Regions from separate parts of the Mus musculus genome. Here region 2 is linked to region 1. The links are chromatin loops, found by intact Hi-C in ENCODE. Cell type or tissue: heart. All regions are shown on one strand. Links, peaks and the distances in the headings refer to the core of each region. The heading gives the core; the rest is flanking DNA.

Region 1 (8,591 bases), core at 438-8,437:
CAGTCATCTATAGAATCTGTTTTAACCTAAAGTTATGGAGACAGTCTTGAAGGGAGACATCCCCAACCTTGCTAAAATGTAAGTACAGAAAAAATTTTTTTAAAAAGGCACAAACTGGATGGATATTGATGATGTTGTGTCTATTGCAACATCATCCATAGACTCCTAGTGTCTTTGCTTTGCTTCCCTAGAGTGATCACAACATAAATTACTTGTCTTGTTTGAATTCCTTGTTCACCAAAGTTGAGCAGATTGTGGCCGTTTTCAACGCTTCTACCAGACAAAAAGCTTGGGACCATTTCTCGAAAGCCCAGCGCAAGAACATAGACATTTGGCGAAAGCACTCTGAGGTTGGTGATTTTACTGTTCCTTTCTAACCACCGTCACACAAGCTGGATTGGCAGAGAATAGCGTGGCTGTAGCCGTTAATGGTGTTGTCACAGTGGCCGGTCCTTCCACCGTCGTCCCGTGTCATTGTCCCCTCCACATCCAGCTCCACTTCATTTCTTGTCCAGAGATGCAGCTGGCTTCACACTTAGAACATCCTCTTCCTTCCTCTCCAAAGGAGGAAAGAATCTTTCTCACTCATAGTAAAGAGTTCGCTCAAAAAACAAACCAAGATGCTCTGTCTACAATGAGACTGAAAAAAAAAATGCCAATTTACAAAACTAACCGCTGAGTACCGAGTTTTTCTTCCATAATTTTTGTGGTGATGACAATTGTCTCTTTGGGCTTGAAATGGCAAGTGTGCCGTCCTTTCCATTTCTTCTTGTCACTAGCCACACCTACTCCACTGGGCTAGCCAAGAGGTCCTGTCACATGTCTCCCCAGAGCAAATCTCATGGTGGGGACAAATGTCCATGCTAGCTGATTTCACAGCCTCAATGCATGTATGAGTATCTACCACCAAGGACAGAGGCCACAACTTCACTTTGCTTGCCACCTCGACAGACCACACCGTGTCATTAGCCATTGGTCATCCAGCTGTTATTTTTTGACTCCACCTGTAGTGTTCGCTTTGAACCTGTAATGTAAAAGTAAGTATCCTGTCTTCCTTTGCTTCTTCTCTTCTTTATTTTTTTTTAAGATAAGAATGTTGCTCACGTGGATGCTTCTCCAATTCTAGCATGTTAAAATTTAAAGTTCTTTAAAAGACACCCCCTCTTTCAAAAATCACAAAGTTATAGAAGGTAAGGTTTATTTATGTAATGGTTTTGGCTGACACTTATAAATTTAGTGTTTTTATGAAGAGTTTGAGGAACCACAAAGTCCTAGGACATCAGTCATCTGGGTAGCATTTTAAGTGACCATTAACTAGTGCTAAATTGCTATTGAATGCCGATGGTACTACATGTAATATCCACATGAATACTAAATAGATTCTTTATTGCCACTGTCATGATGGCCAATGCTGAGTGATGGGGTCCTGAAAACACTAATGCGGTTGTTGCTAAGGGCATTTTTTAAAGTTGTGCTCGCCAGTGCCAAGGAAGGTGTCTGGCGACATATACAGCTCTTCTTCCACTTTTGAGGTCTGTAAGGAGGAGGTAGGATTTCTCTTCAGTTTCTCAAGGGCTCCATAACAAAGCTGATGTTCTCCCTGACCCTGAAATAAGATCCAAGCCGAAGTTGATTGTCAAGAGTGGGGACTAAGGAGAGACCTCTGCTTCCTTATGAAAACTCAAAATTGAAGTTCACAAACTATAAGTCAACGATGATGATTCAGAGTTTAGAATGGCAAACCTTCGGATTCTTTTTAAATTCATATAAAATAAAATGCAACTAAGGGAAAATTTAACAGACACCCAGCAAGCCACAGTTTGCTGAAAACACTTGATAGAAAGGCCACTGTCCACAGGTGTCCGTGGCTGTCAACAGACATCAGACACTGGGCTCTGCCTTGCCTCCTGCCTGATCCCAGTCCATTTCCCAGCTTTCCCTATCCCGAGTCTGGTGCTGTTTAGAGCAGAACATGGCAGGCTTCCTGCCTGGGTCTGAGGAATCCTCCTTGCTTTCTTGGTCCTGGGGGGATAGGATGGAGACTCCAGAGGGATCGAGTGTCCCTCCTGCCATCCCACCTTATCTTTTGGAAAACATTAGAAAACAGAATTCTAAATTGCCTTTTTTTTTTCTCCTACATGTTGCTTAATTGATTAAATACCAGTTGTAATTTCACATTGTGGATGGTTTCTCAGTTGCATCTAAGCTTGCTAATTGGCTTGATTTTTCTACATTCCCATGTACAGCATCTGTTAATTATCTGCAACACCTCTACAGATTTATTAGAGTGTGCTAGTGATTTACTGATGAACCTCGGGCACCCTGTGGAAACACCTCAGATTCCCCTCCCTCCAGTACTTTCCCTTTCTGGACCTTCCACACAAAACAACTGTCATATGACAGTTTGTCCTTAATTGCGGAACCAAGTAACCACCCTTTCAGCCTTGTTTATTCTTTCCACCTGGTTTTTCCTTGTTTGGATGTTTTCCAGCCACCTCTTTGGGAATTGGGCTCTTTATCAAGAGAAAAATTAGCTGTACAACCCCCAGAAAATTCCCCGCTAATCACACATGATATCCACCGCCAAAGCCTGAGACTTAAGCAGCCCCACACCCTTTCTTCTAGGTGGTGTGGTCACAAAGGGAGGTGTTGTTTCTTGACCCGGGGCTGTCCTATGGCTGTCTGCCCTCTTGTTTCCCTGTACTCCACAAGGCCAATTTTCCTGGGTGCAGAGATGTCCATTGGGATCTTAGTAACAATGAGGATGTCCTTCGCATCCTGCCATGGTTTAAGTCTGTGAGCTAAGGAAAGATGTCCCAAGCCAGGGCCACAAGTGCACATCTGCTGAATGGGCAGTAACCATGCCCTAATGAACTGGTAGAATCCTGTGACTTTTATCATAAGCATTGGGTTTTTAATTAGAGGCCTTAAAAGAAAAGACGAGAAAAGAAAAAAGAAAAAAAGAGAAAAGAAAAGAAAAGAAAAGGAAAGAAAAGAAAAGAGAACCGTTGAGGTCTTTCTCTGTTCTAGGTCTTTTTGAGAACGGCACATGCTAGAGAACAGAATGTCTAAGGCTTCGCAATTCAATAATATATAGCCGGGCATAAAACAATGATAGAGCCGATTGTAAATGTAAACAATGGCAATGTTGTGCTTCCAGGAACATTAGTAAGGATTTTATGTAGGATCCTGTTCCTCTCCAGTGGGTTTTCTGATGGACTATTGCAACCAAACATTCTTGTCTTAATATCCCCCTTTATGGACAAGTAGACAGAAACTCAATTGAAATTTTCTGACTTGATTATAGTCACTGGACATGGCAGGCCCTCAGATCTGTGGTCATAAGCATCATGTGTAAACCATCCCTCCTGCAGTACTACAGCCCTGTGAGAATGGGCTATGAAAGAGAAGGTCTCTCTATAGTTATTGATTGAACATCTTTTGAAGTTTATTCATGGATATATGAATGGCCTGAGGGTTTAGATAAACCATATACAGGCTCATGCACAGCAGCTCAACATAGTATCTAGCATGAGAGCAAGAGCCTTTCACATGCAGGGCCTGAGAAATGGCTCAGTCTGTAAGCAAATATGAGGCTATAAGTGCAGATCCCTAGTATACGTAATAAATAATAATAAATAAAAAAATTTTTAAAATTGTTATGCACTTGTGATCCAGACCTGGAGAAGTGAACACAGGTTTTTAGGACTTTATGGCTATATTGTATCCAGTGAGCTCCAAGTTCAGTGAGAGACCCTGGTTCACAAATTTAAGGTGGAGAATAGAGGAAGACACAATCTCAGTCTCTGGACACACACACACACACACACACATACACTCACACTCACACATATGCATGCCACACATATACACATATATACCCTCGAGTCTTACATGTGTTAATTCATCTCATTCCCCAAAACATTAGTAGCACAGTGTTCCAGGAAGCAATTTGAGCAAATAGGTCTATAGTAGTGTTCTTAAGTTACAATAGGACCAGTGCTGAAATTGGCCTCCTTCAAACACCACCTCTCACATAGTTACTAGCAGTTGATGTCCCTTCTATGTGCCCACTGTGTAACAGCTATTTCTCCATAACCTCTCTGCAGCCCTGCCAGAGGCAGATGTTATTATCCCCTTTTTATAAATCAGGAAACTGAGGCTACAGTGAGCTTAACTAACTTACCGAAGAACATTTACAGTCCTCAGTGAGCAAGGATTTCTCCCAAGACCCATCCCCCTCACGGCAGTGTTCTAGATCTTGGGAGGTGGTCTTGGGTGGAAGCTCTGGACTCTACATGCTGACGTATGAGTCACAACCAACAAGAGACCGTGGGGAGACGGCACAACGAGGAGCAGGCGTGTTTCTGATGTCCGCGTGTCCTGTGCTTTCAGGAGCTCCGGAACGCTCAAAGCGAGCAGCTCATGGGCATCCGCCGTGAGGAGGAGATGGAAATGTCTGATGATGAGAACTGTGACAGCCCGACTAAAAAAATGAGAGTCGATGAATCAGGTAATGCTAGGGACTGCCCAGTCCCCAAGAGGTATCAACACCAGCACCGAATCTTAAACGGGGAATAAGTGCGGGGAAATGGCCACATAATTCACTTTTATTTGAGTTACACTAAACTTTCATCTTTTGAGTGACTACATTTTATTAATAGAACGTTAAACTCCTCCTTGGGAACACAGTGATTTAAATTGCTCCAGTTGTTTCTCCATATGCAGATCGGAGGCCATTATGCAGGGATATTTGCCTGTTCCCATAAAACCCCCTTTCCAGAGTGTGACAGCCACGGCTGATGCTGAATTACAGATGGAATTTGGTTTCGGTCCATGTACCTCCTCCTCAGGAGTTGTTTAATCCACAAAGAAGCTTTCTAACCTTCCAGCATGCTGGAAAATTAAATATTTTCCCCCAGTAAAATTCACCTAACCTCTCATCTAGATGGGAGCCGTACTCGGTACCAAGTGAGGGACATCTACTCCTTAAAATAAGGAAGCCTGCCTTGTGGGCTTTGTCTCCTAGATTGACATGTAAGTTCTCTCTCAGTGTTTAGTGTCTCAGTCAGACTGGAAGCACCAAGGAAAGATAGCTTGTATGACGGAAGGGATATTGTCGAATGGACTCAGGAAGACCCACTGTCACCACCACCACTGTCACCACCACCACTGTCACCACCACTGCTACTTTATGCATGACTAAACACAAAGTGTGACCACTCACCAGCCCAACGTGATGAGTTTTTCCCTAGAGACAGCGCAGGGTAAGGGATGTCAGCGGTTCTGGGTAATAGTAAGTGATTTCTTTAGTAGTAGTTCATGAGCCTGGAGCACATGGGACCTGAACCTCAGACAAAATCAGATGTATGTCAGAACAGCAAATGGGCAATCAATGGTTATCTGTGCAATGTTAAATGTCCCCCAAAGCAGTGGTGACAGACATCGGTCTCTCTCCTGACAATATCAGGACCCACCGAGACAGAGACTTGTAGGACAGGGAGATGAGACCCGGCAGTCTGTTATCAGAGCCCTTTGGGGACAGCCCACTTGACACTTTCTGACACTGGAGAGCCATTGCCCTAAAAATCCCAACTTTCCTTCTAAATTCCATCCTTGAAATTGTTTAGAAGCTTAGCATGGAGTCAGACATTGTACTCCAATGCTGTACCTATTGTCAGAACACAATCCCAGCATTTATGCCTCTCCCTAGATGGAGGCTAGTTTCTGTCCTCACTGGCACTTCTGTAAGACTTCATATATGAAAAGAAGGCATATTTGTGTGATTTTTCTGGGTTCCATGTGATCTTGATATAAAACGTTTCTCTTTAAAATAGTTGTATCCTTTTTGAAGGTGAAAGTTGGGTTCTTAATATCCTTATATTAGGTGTACAAGAATTGACTCAACCTGAAATTAGAATTGAACCTGGGCCTCTTTTCTTTCTTTTTTTTTTTTTCTGTGTATGTAAAATTTCTTTTTAGATGACCTGTCAGTTTTCCTAGAGAGAAATGCATATAACATCACAGTTTGTTTGGGATAAGTTAGCATAAGAATGAGTAAACAGTAGGCTCACTGAAGAAATCAGGCAAGCCACAGCAGCAACCATACATCCACAGGACGGATGTCCTGTGGCCATGAAGGTGGCAAGGACCTGTGCCCTCCTAGGGGACCAGCAGTTCTCCCCAGAGGTCTGCAGGAGAGCAATTCCCAGACCTCTCTTTGTTCACTCACCAGGCATCCAATAAGAGCATGAAGTATAACCTATGCTTTAAGGACTTTCCCCAGGCATGTTGCTTGGTCAGCAGAATTAATGAGCAAATGCAGCGCATGTTGTCTGCCACGTACCGAGGGAAAGAGATGAAAGGACTGGAGTTCAAATGCCAAGGCCCCGGCAGTTCAAAGTCCTTTCGTGTTTCTTCAAATGAGCTGGGCCAGAGGATGTGGCGTGTGGTTTGGGCAGAGAGCATGGGACTGATTAAAGGCAAGAGAAAGCAGCTGACCATTTTTATTCCACTGGGCCCTGGAGATCCTGCCAACAAGCAGGCTGCTGTTTGCCTTTCCATCCTTGAGTATTCAGGGGCATTGCCTGATGGGCAAGAATTCCCATCTGGTCTTTGGATTCAACCTTGCTAATGATGGCTTGGAGCAAAGGAGGAGGGACAGAGACCCCATTGCCTGGAGGAAACTCCTTTTCCCATCGCTCATCTTTAGGCACAAATGTGTGGTGCCTGTCACCCACATGGGAGTTGTTTCCCCAAAATGGAGTGCGCTGATGCACTCGACGGGAACTGCCAAGCACAGACATGAAAAGGAGAGTCTCTCTCCTCTACCAGCTCCATTGCTTACCCAGCTCCTCTAAGCAGAAACGGTTTTCCCTTTGCTTCAAATATCTTAAGGAAGTAGCTGGCCCCCAAATTCTTGGAAATCCCACAGAAAAGCATCCTTCAGGGAACCCCCTGCCTGTGGTCGCAGGACACTTTGAGGCCATATTCCTCAGGGTGGTCAGGCTAGGCTCCCCATGCCAGCCTTGCAGGCTGACTCCCTGCAGGCAGGGGCATTGTCCAGTGAGATGGAGCGAACTGACTTTGTGTCTAGAAATAATAAGTTTGTGTGATACCTCAGGTTTCGTTTTTTAATAACCAAAATATTTTAATGTCTCTGCCTTTCTGGCTGTAAAGACCATTTTGTTCTATTTTTACTTTTTTTTTCCTGTGTAAAATGATTAACAGCGTTTCTTTGGCTAGAGTTCCCTGCTCATGCTTTAACCGTAGTACAGTTCTTGGCAGACCGTTCACACTCCCTCCTTGGTCAGTCTTCGGAGGGAAGGGCATCTGTCCGAGCAAAGCTAAGCTAGTGACAAAAGTGGAGATGATTCTGCTAACACATTGAAAACCATGGCAGACTTACTGAAGTGTCCATCATGGAAGGTCGGCCTTTTCCCTGGGAGCCTGCAAAGGTAGCTTTTGGTAGATGTAAATGTGCTCCTCTCGGCTTGGTTTGCCTCCTGCTGAAATCAAGCCAAAAATCTTCAAGGCCACACCCAGTTGCCTTTCCCTCCCCTCCTCCCTTTCCTGCCTCTGTCCTCCCCACTTCTTCACTGCGGTAGACAGTGCAGGCAGGGCAGCAACGTACAGAGAGGAAGGGAGACAAGCCGGGCCTGGATGGCTTGGTGTGGATGAGCCCAGCAAGTATTAGAATCGTCAGAGTTAAAGGCCCAGAGCAGGTTAGGTGCATGGCGCTTTTGCTCTCCTGAACAATGCCAGTACAACATAAGTACCTGGTAGTCCTCCCTCTGCTCATTGTCCCTGCCGTTCCCCAGCACCTGGCCCTCGGCCTTTCTCCAAACAGTGTGACCTTCACGTGCATCCTTCCCTCACATCTCCCCCTTCATTGACCTTACGGTGTGGGTTGACTTTCTTCCATGAAGAAGATAGCGCTGAAACTGTCTGCTCTGATTTGATTTAAAAGGCATGTGTTAAGCTGCATATTCAATGAGGATGCTTCCCTTTGCCCAAATGTTTAGAACTTTGCAAAACTCAGTGTCTCTGACTGAATAGGCATCTCTGTAATTACCACAATGGCACGCTGAAGGCATCTGATGCCCCTGCCCTCCAGTGTAATGTGGAAGAAATAAAGCAGCCCTGCTAACTGATATACTAGGCCCCCAAAACAGGTATGTCTTAAAGCCAGGAAGCTAAGTGTAATATCGTCCAAACTGAACATCACCGTCCACCAATATTTCATGTGCGTTCAGTGAACATAAATTTCAGAAAATGAAAAAAAAATCCTTGCTTAATAGACAACCCTTAAACCATTCTACGGCTTATAACAAATGCTTTTGGATTCTAAATGAACCTCATTTAAAGTCTGGATTCTTTATATAAGTATGTGTGTGTGTATGTGAATATGTGTGTATGTATGTATGTATGTATGTGTGCATGTGTGTGTATATGTGCACGTATGTGTGTATGTATGTGTGCATGTGTATGTGTATATGTGCATGTATGTGTGTGTATGTATATGTGCACATACATGTGTGTATGTATGTGTACATATGTGTGAACGTGTATGTGTGAACATGTACATGTAT
Region 2 (8,591 bases), core at 328-8,327, 310 kb after region 1:
GTGTGTGTGTGTGTGTGTAAGGTCTGTTTAGGTCATGAAACTAGGAAGGGGTCATGAGAGGTGAAGAAGAAATTTTAAGGGAAGTGGGAAATAGGGAAATAGAATATATGTAATGAGGAAGCAAAATAAGTGAGAGACTGGGAAACAGAGGAGAAACAGGTGGAAAGGAAGAGGTCAGTGGAGGAGGACAATGAGTTGGAACAAAGTATAATGACACATCTGCACAAAAGTACCAAGTATGCTGACTGACTAATTCATAAAGGGTCTAGGGTTGAAGTAAAACAGGGCATAATTTAGACTTTCTATGTTAAGAAAAATCAGCTACAGCTAATTACTATAGGTTAAAAGCCGTGACTTCTGAGTCTTAGCTCTGTTGTTTAGTTAGTCTAATGGTTTTTAGCATATAGCTTAACATCGGTTCATTTATCAAAAATTTATTAATCTTTAAATAGTTTTTGTTATTTGTATATATGTGTGTATATTTGTTTTGTTTTTATATTTTATTTATTTACTTATTCATTTATTTATTTATTTAGGTTTTTTTGAGACAGGGTTTCTCTGCGAAGTCCTGGCTCCCTGGAACTCACTCTGTAGACCAGGCTGGCCTTGAACTTGCCTGCCTCTGCCTCCCAAGTGCTGGAATTAAAGGCGTGCGCCACCACTGCCCAGCTTTATATTTTATTTTTGAGATAGCATTTCTCTATGTAGCCCGGCTGGTCTGGAACTCATTATATAGACCAGGCTGGTCTCAGATTCACAGAGATCAGCTGCCTCTACCTCTCAAGTGCTGGGGTTAATGGTGTACACCACTACACATGACCTTGGCCATCTTCTCATCAAAAATATCCCAAGACAGTTTCTTGGTGCTTACGTGTTGGTATAACAAGATACCTAAGAAGGGTAATGCATTTTAAAAAGAGAGATTCATTTGGTTCACAAACTTGATGGCCAGAAAGTCTCAAGAGGATGGTATTAGCACATATACACCTTTGGCTGTGCAAGGTGGTGAGGCAGAAGGGGGTAGCAGGTATGTGCAGAAGGTCAAGCAGGTGACTAGCCCAGAGTTCCAGCAATACTTAATACTCTTTCCTAATCCAGTCCCGTAATGCTCAACCCACTTCTGTGAGAATGGCATTAATCCATTAGTCCATTGTAAGAGCAGTGGCCCCATGGTCAATGACTTCTCTCAAAGGCCTTACTCGCTCTAAACACCAATGCAATGGGGATTAAGCTTCAACATGGGTCAACATGGATGGGGACAAGCCATATCGGAAGCACAGAAGGTGTAACTATTCTACAGGAGTGGTTCTTTTAAGTGTGGAACCTCGGGCAGCGCTATGCTCATCACTTTCCCGGTTGCTGTCGAGATAAAACTAAAAGAGGAAGGGTTGGTGGGAGGCAGACGGCCACACTGAGTCTGCAGTTGGGGAGCAGAGAGAGGATCGCTGGCTCTCTGCATACTTTCTTCCTCCCCCTTTTTATTCCATCCACATTCAGGGTGGGTCACCCCTCTTTAGTCAACCCTCCGGGAAAAGCCCCGGCAGAACGGTCCAGAGGCGTTTCTCCTAGGAGATTTTAAATCCAGCAAAGATGACGATGAACATTAACCTCTGCAAACAGCAACCCGGAACTGATCTTTTTAAAAAATGCCTGTTATTGAGCCTCACCCAAGAGTCACTGAATCAGAAACTCTGCCCTTTAACAAGCCTGCCAACGAGCCCTCCAGGTGATTCCCATGCACGGTAAAGGTTAAAAGTTGCTGATGTGCAGCGTTGGCAAATCCCCGGCCTAGACTCCGCATCACAGCCTCAGCACTGAGAATGGCGCAGCAATTTCACAGTTGGCCTTTAAATCCAGTGCCTCGCGTTTCAGCTTTAGGGCTCCGTAGAATGGCTCACCATTGCATCCTGTTGAAGTACCCAGATACTACTCACAGGATTGCAGCACCCCCAGCGCCTATAAAGTAGTGGCAGTGGAGGAGTGAAACAGTCTTTCTCAGGGTGATCAAAGACCATGCAACAGATAAGGGATTAATTTCCAGTGGCGGCCTCCTAATTCCGTATTCATAACGTTGTATGCGAGCTAGGCTACCCATGCACCATCTGCTGATACATATTAGGTAATTGGGTACCCAGCAGCCCCATTTGCATGCAAAGGTGGTCGCACACCTCACATTACAAGTCTAAAATTAAAGTCCAGGATGAAGCTCACTGGCTGAAGGCTCACAGCACGGAAAATAATGAGATAAGGAAAAATGGCTTCGGTTAATCAGCACTTTTGGCCTCGACTGTTCTGTCTTTGCTAATTTGCCCTTAGAAATGGTGACTTCCCAGGTGGAGGAGAGACTTCTAAGAGTATCTAGGGTTTTTCTTTTAACCATATATTTACAAGCTGGTTACATTTATCCACAGCATTTTCTCCCAAACTGTACCCGTATGTATGCTGCAGTCTACTGCTGTACTATATTTTTGCTTTACGAAGTATCCGTGCTCTGGTGGAACCACGTGCATTGGCTCAAAAAAAGAGCCATTCCAGCACAGGCTCACAGCTGGGATCTATGACAGTGTACTTTATCAGGCAGCCACTGTGAGCCAGGTACCACGCCATAGATCTGGAATACATACCAAAGAAGTCCACCTCTGCCCTTAAAGGTTCACTGTGTTTTAGGTAGCTCAGTATTCCTGGTATCTAAGTGTGGAATATTTTTGCTTACCAAAAAGGGTCTGGGGAGATGGCTCAGTGGGCAAGGTGCTTGCTGTGCACACATGAAAACCTGACTTTGGAGTCCCAGCAGCCAGGGAAAAAGTCCAGTATGGACTGGTATGTCTCTAACCCCAGAGATGCAAGAGAGGGATGTGGAAGGAGCAAAGATGGGGGCCCTCTGGTCAGCCAGTCTAGTCAAAATAGGACTCCAGCTTCAGAGAGACATCCCATCTCAATAATAATGATAATAATAATAATGTGTCCAGAAACAGAAGGTGCACAGTGTCGACCTCAGCTCCTTACACACTCACACACAGACAAGTGCACACAAGTATACACACATATGTTTGGACTGCACCTGCTAAAGAAAGAACAAAGATAAAACTGACAGAAAGAAATTCTTCCTTGATTCCCATGTTCACTTCCCTGGGCTCCTGATTTAAATAATGTTCAGCCTGTGTCCCCAGGATATAGGGGAGGGAATCAAGGCTTATAAGACTAGTAGGCTAGTCATATGGGTCACAAAGAAGACGTGGCTGCATGGCGAATAACTTGGACTCTTGTTTGTATGAACAGAAAACACACCAGATGCCCCAGGGTTTCTTTTTCTCCTAAGGTGGGCCTACAAGAGAAAATGAGCCTTACTGGGATTGACTCACAAGCACCACCTAGAGGAGAGACGCCCTACAAGGGCAGTCTCCCCCAAACCAGTGGTGATGGAGACCAGCAGGAACTAGTCCTCTGGCCCATTGCTTTGTGTCTTTCAACTAGATTGGAAGGTAGCAGAGAACAGAGCAAGGTCTTAAAGGCTGTCTTCTAATGGTATCAGAAGGAAGATGGTCTGGTGGTTTAGATTCCTTAGGAAGCTGTCATGATGATAACCACTGTTTTCCCTTCTTTCCAGCGCAGGCACATACACCCTGATAGCACCAAACGAGAGCAGAAGGCAGAAGATACAGAGAAGTATGGCACGCACTTTCACCCGACACTCAGAATGCTTCTCCTCTTTATAATTTTTTAAAGTATTTTTATTTTCTTATTTATAGAGACTCACAGAATCTTACCAAGGTCTTAAAAAAAACTTAGAGTTTTAATTGCACTTGTAAAAATTATTCTATTGTTAGCACTTCTAAATTCGTTTCTCTACATTAGTAACAGAGCTCATGGTAATGAGTGACTATGAGCTTTGGATTTTTCTTGGGTTTAAACAACTTCACACCTATTGTTATTGTTTGGATCTTGTCCCTGATATACTAAATAAGTTGGTGGTGATATTTTAATGGTGCTGTGAATACCTTTGAAACGACATGCTATATGTCAAAAAGATTATGAGGGAATTTGTACCTTTTTTTAAAATATATGTTCCATCCCTCCTTAATAGACTTTTTCTGCCTCTGTATTCTTATCCTTCTGTATCTGTCAATCTGCCCTCTACAATCTTACCTTATACAGTGTGTATAATCACTCCCCCCCCCCCCAATCTTTGGCTGTACTCCTTGTACTTAGAGCATGAGTAGCAGGTTTAACTGAGGCACAGAACTAACAAATGCTGCCCTCTGACACTGTCGCACTATTTGTAGTTGCAAGGGGAGATAATGTTCACATGGTTCACCAGGACACTGTGTGACTGCCCACGTCAGCCATGTTTCCAGCTCCAGGATTCTGTGCTCTCCCTTCTTAGGGTATTGGTAAGGAATTCAGTAACCAATAAGGCCATAACGGCCCAGCCAGGAAAGTAGTTATCCGAAGAGACCACATGGACAAGAATCAATCAGGGTGGTCCGGTGAGTCAGTATAGCATATGACAGTGGTCTTCAGTGATTGTGGGGACTGCAGACATTTAGCCAACAGAACCCCAAGGTTCCAACATCTTACAGGCTTCGAGTTCAAGTTTCTAAGGGGAACTAAACCGGGAGATTAGGTTATATAGCAACAGAACTAAGTCTCCCAGGCGCCCCCTGCTGTCTGAATATTTGGACAATAAAGAATACCAAGACCCAAAGCAGGGTGCCAACGCACAGGGCAGAGCCTCCCTCCTCAGAGATAACAGCCAGCTTGAGAAATGTTAAAAATAAAGCAAATATAGGCATCACAATTCTTTGGGGATGTATATTTACCCGGATCTTATTGACATATGAATATTCTAGTTTTTGTACACATTTGTTATAGAAAACCTTTCGAAATAATTCATGAGGTTTTAAGAATGTCAGTGTTGGAGGGAAAACTATATTTCTTTGTGTTAGTAGGAGTTTAGCTGTTGTTCAAATTTGTACCTTCTGTGAGGACACTTAGGAGCTGCCAGGGGTGGGCCCTGCATGACTTGGGGGTCCGGGAGGGCTGGGAGGTATCAGCTTTTCATGGTCATTTTTTTCTGTCTCATTCCGGAAAACTCACTATCTGCTGTCTGCTGTGTGTTTTGATGCTGCAATGACCAGGTTTCTTTTCAAACAATCAACAACTTGCTATTTCTCTCCTGGTTAGTTGCTGAGCAAGAACTGGCAGACCTGGAGAGATGGAAGCAACAGAACAGGGCAAAACCAGTCTACTTGGTGCCACAACGGCTGGGTGAGTGGCAGATGGAAAGCCAGAGCGGGTAGGCAGGGTCACTGGCAGATCCTACTGAGACAGGCTGGGTCTGCTTTCCTTCACATGCGAAGGCTTGCTCTATGGTATTTCTGCCGGAGACGGAATTCATCTGATAGGAAACATTCAAATGTGCAGGTAGATTGCTGTCTCTGGTTTTATGTAAGGAGCAAATGCATCTGCCACAGTTGTGTGGGAATAAAGTGATGGCTTAATTGGCAAATAATTTAGAGCCTCTTAGATGATCAGCTCTGAAGAGAGCTTACCTGGGGCGCTGCATATGCCCAGTCACAGCACTTCCAGGATGCAAGGGAAAGCCACCACAGCATATCCATCCTGGCAGTTAGATGCTAATGTGACAAAACTGAACGGAGAGTCCATTGGGAACATAGAATGGGAGTAAGCTGGGGACCCAGCAGTGGGTATAAAGATGGATGTCTCCTGGGTTTTCATGCTAGGGCTGGGGGACATTTGAGTTGGCAGAGCAGGTGCTGCCAGGGTGATGGAATGTCTGGGTCTCCTGTGTGGGGTTTCAGGCCTTTAGAGGGGATACCCATACCCCCATCCCTCAGTGGGAGTCATTTACGTCCTATCTTGACTTCAGAGTCAGCTGCAGCTTAACACATAGAGGCTTGGCACAGTTCCAGTTACCACAAAGATGCCTTGGGTTAGAAGCCACATACCACCACAATAGTCTTAGAGATAAAGGTGGAGGGGGTGGGCAAGGGAAGAAACTAATTTGGAAATCTCTTAATGAATGAAAGATATAGAACTATATATGTAACTCCACACATTTCACCTTTAGCCAAATAAACTTGAGGAATTTGAGACTTGAGGAATATAGTCTAAACGTCCTCCTCCTCCTCCTCCTCCTCCTCCTCCTCTTCCTCCTCCTCCTCCTCCTCTTCTCCTCCTCCTCTTCTCCTCCTCCTCTTCTCTTCCTCCTCCTTCTTCTTTTTAAAAAATCTTTTATCATTTTTTTAAAGATTTATTTATTTTATGTATGTGAGTGCACTGTCCCTGTCTTCAGACACACCAGAAGAGGGCATTGGATCCCATTACAGATAGTTGTGAGCCACAATGTGGTTGCTGGGAATTGAATTCAGGATCTCTGAAAGAACAGTCAGTACTCTTAACCGCTGAGCCATCTCTAGCCCCCAAACCTCTTCTCTTTAATAGGTCCTCTCAAGTGTTTCACCTTCCACATGGTTTTGAGGTAAAGTAAGAGATTTTTTTTTTAAAGATTTATTTATTTATTATATGTAAGTACACTTCAGACACTCCAGAAGAGGGCATCAGATCTTGTTACAGATGGTTGTGAGCCACCATGTGGTTGCTGGGATTTGAACTCCGGACCTCTGGAAGAGCAGTCGGGTGCTCTTACCCACTGAGCCATCTCACCAGCCCAAAGTAAGAGATTTTTTTCCTCTTTGTGTTTTGAGACAGTTTCATCCCAGTGACTAGCGATCAGTCCTAGGTACTGGCCAGAATTGGTCACCTCCAGGATGACTTTAGATGTATATTCTTTCATGAGATCCTTGTTAGAACTGCAGTCAACAGCAGCAGTGTATCCCTTCTCTTCTGACTCAGGAAGACAAACCATCCATGAGACAGCCACTTTCTTTTCAGAGTGAAGGTCTCACTAGCCAGGCTAGCCTTTAACCCAATTCTGTGCCACCCCCAACCCTTCTGAGGACCCATCGGCCACAGACTTGTGGGAAACTTAGAGTTTTCTCTGAGCATGTAGTCACTGATAAATTGACTGTTCTCCAGGGGAAGACCACACAAACAAGAATGTTTGGGCAGCACAATTGGTCTTGAAGAATTTAAAAAATAAGCAGGATGCACAGTTGGGCAGGTAGGGAAGAGGGGATGGATCTGAGAGGAGTTGGGGGAAGGGAGATGAATATGATCAACACACTGTACAAAACGCTCAAAGAACTACTAAAAATATTGGGGGAAATGAGTGGGTAATAAAGATTACGTACATCTGCTGTGCCGAAAATCTGAAAGGTTCTTTCTTATGCAGGAGGAATGTTCCAGAATTCTTAGCCAAGACAGAATCGCTTAATGTCTAGTGTGGTCCTTCAGGCATGGTTTCAAGCTAGGTGAAGACTTTAATGTTTATGATGGAAAGCCCTAGTGTCTTTAAAGAACAAAGTTTCATCTTCCCACCCATCAGTTAGCTTTTAAAGTGACCACCACTCTTAGACAACTTTTGAAGATGACCGGCTATATTCCAATGTCCAGGTGTATAAAAAACTCAAGTCACACTGCTGGGTTCCCATGCAGTTAACTAGTTAACTAGTACTCAACAGCTGGCCTTGCAGCTTAATATTTCTGTTTTACCTTTGTGGCTTATTTACTTATTTATTTATTTATTATTTATTTTCACCAGGTGGAAGCCAGTCTGAGGCTGAAGTCAGACAGAAACAACAGCTGCAACAGATGCGTTCTAAATACCAGCAAAAGGTCAGAATCTATTTCTCCTAGTTTCATTTCGTCAACAAGTTTCGGCACCAACATTTCTGTGTGACCATGAAATAACACTGTGACTCAAAATATAAAGCCTGTAAATCAATTGCAAAATGTAATTCTCAAAATAAGAAAATTGCTAGACAGTGAGAAGTAGAGAGGAGAATATCTAGAATTCTTACCCTAGCCATGTGTGCTATGCATGACCTTTGATTAAAGGCAGTCAGACCTTCACATTAGTTACTATTAACTATAGTTTACTATTAGTTACTATTAGTTACATATTAACTATAGTTTAAGGTTACTATGTTTTCATTCCCAAAATAGTGATTGCAAGTAGTACAAAAATGATTTAAGATAACCAGTGTTTTTACAATAAGTCCTATGAGTTTTATAATAAAGAATAATTGTTTACCTCTTTTGTCCTGTGTGCATGGATAAACACACACACACACACACACACACACATACACACGTGCACACACACACACACACACACACACAGAGAGAGACAGAGAAAGAGAGAAAGTAAGCAAGATAGATAAAAGATAGATAGATAGATAGATAGATAGATAGATAGATAGATAGATACCCATGAAGGAACACTAAGATTTCTCAGACAGGAGGTGCAGCCTGGCCATTTTCTGAGATCTAAGTGGCTTAAAGTAACAACCTATAATCATGGTGAGGGATAACACAAACAATACTGTAATTTGCCTTTCATCATAATTTTGTGTTCCAGAAGTTCAGACTGAAAAATGGTAACTGTGTGTGTGTGGTTTTTTTTTTTTTTTCCTGTCCTCTGTAATCTCACTACAATTCAGCTCAAG

Evidence for each region. Hi-C counts contacts between places; a loop is a spot of excess contacts. Peaks named below come from ENCODE experiments on the same cell type or tissue, not always from the same donor. Only the 100,000 strongest peaks of a DNase experiment are listed, where the experiment ranks them.
Region 2: it touches region 1 in a loop (2.5-fold over the local background); 2 of 42 quality-filtered maps call a loop at or near these places.

Annotation. Positions count from the first base shown.
Region 1 is chr14:77,611,044-77,619,634 of GRCm38, forward strand. Enox1 (ecto-NOX disulfide-thiol exchanger 1) reads left to right here. Exons shown (of 19, transcript NM_172813.3): 12 at 244-350; 13 at 4,396-4,513. Among named protein-coding and RNA genes, the nearest start is that of Gm52115, 19 kb to the left of the region's middle. In heart, for the core only: no CTCF peak of the experiment used is centred there; no DNase peak of the experiment used is centred there.
Region 2 is chr14:77,923,563-77,932,153 of GRCm38, forward strand. It overlaps Epsti1 (epithelial stromal interaction 1 (breast)), which reads left to right. Exons shown (of 12, transcript NM_029495.2): 2 at 3,608-3,666; 3 at 5,185-5,268; 4 at 7,685-7,758; 5 at 8,586-8,591. Among named protein-coding and RNA genes, the nearest start is that of Epsti1, 24 kb to the left of the region's middle. In heart, for the core only: CTCF peaks have their summits at 3,377 and 4,677 (motif pointing left); a DNase peak (open chromatin) is centred at 4,559.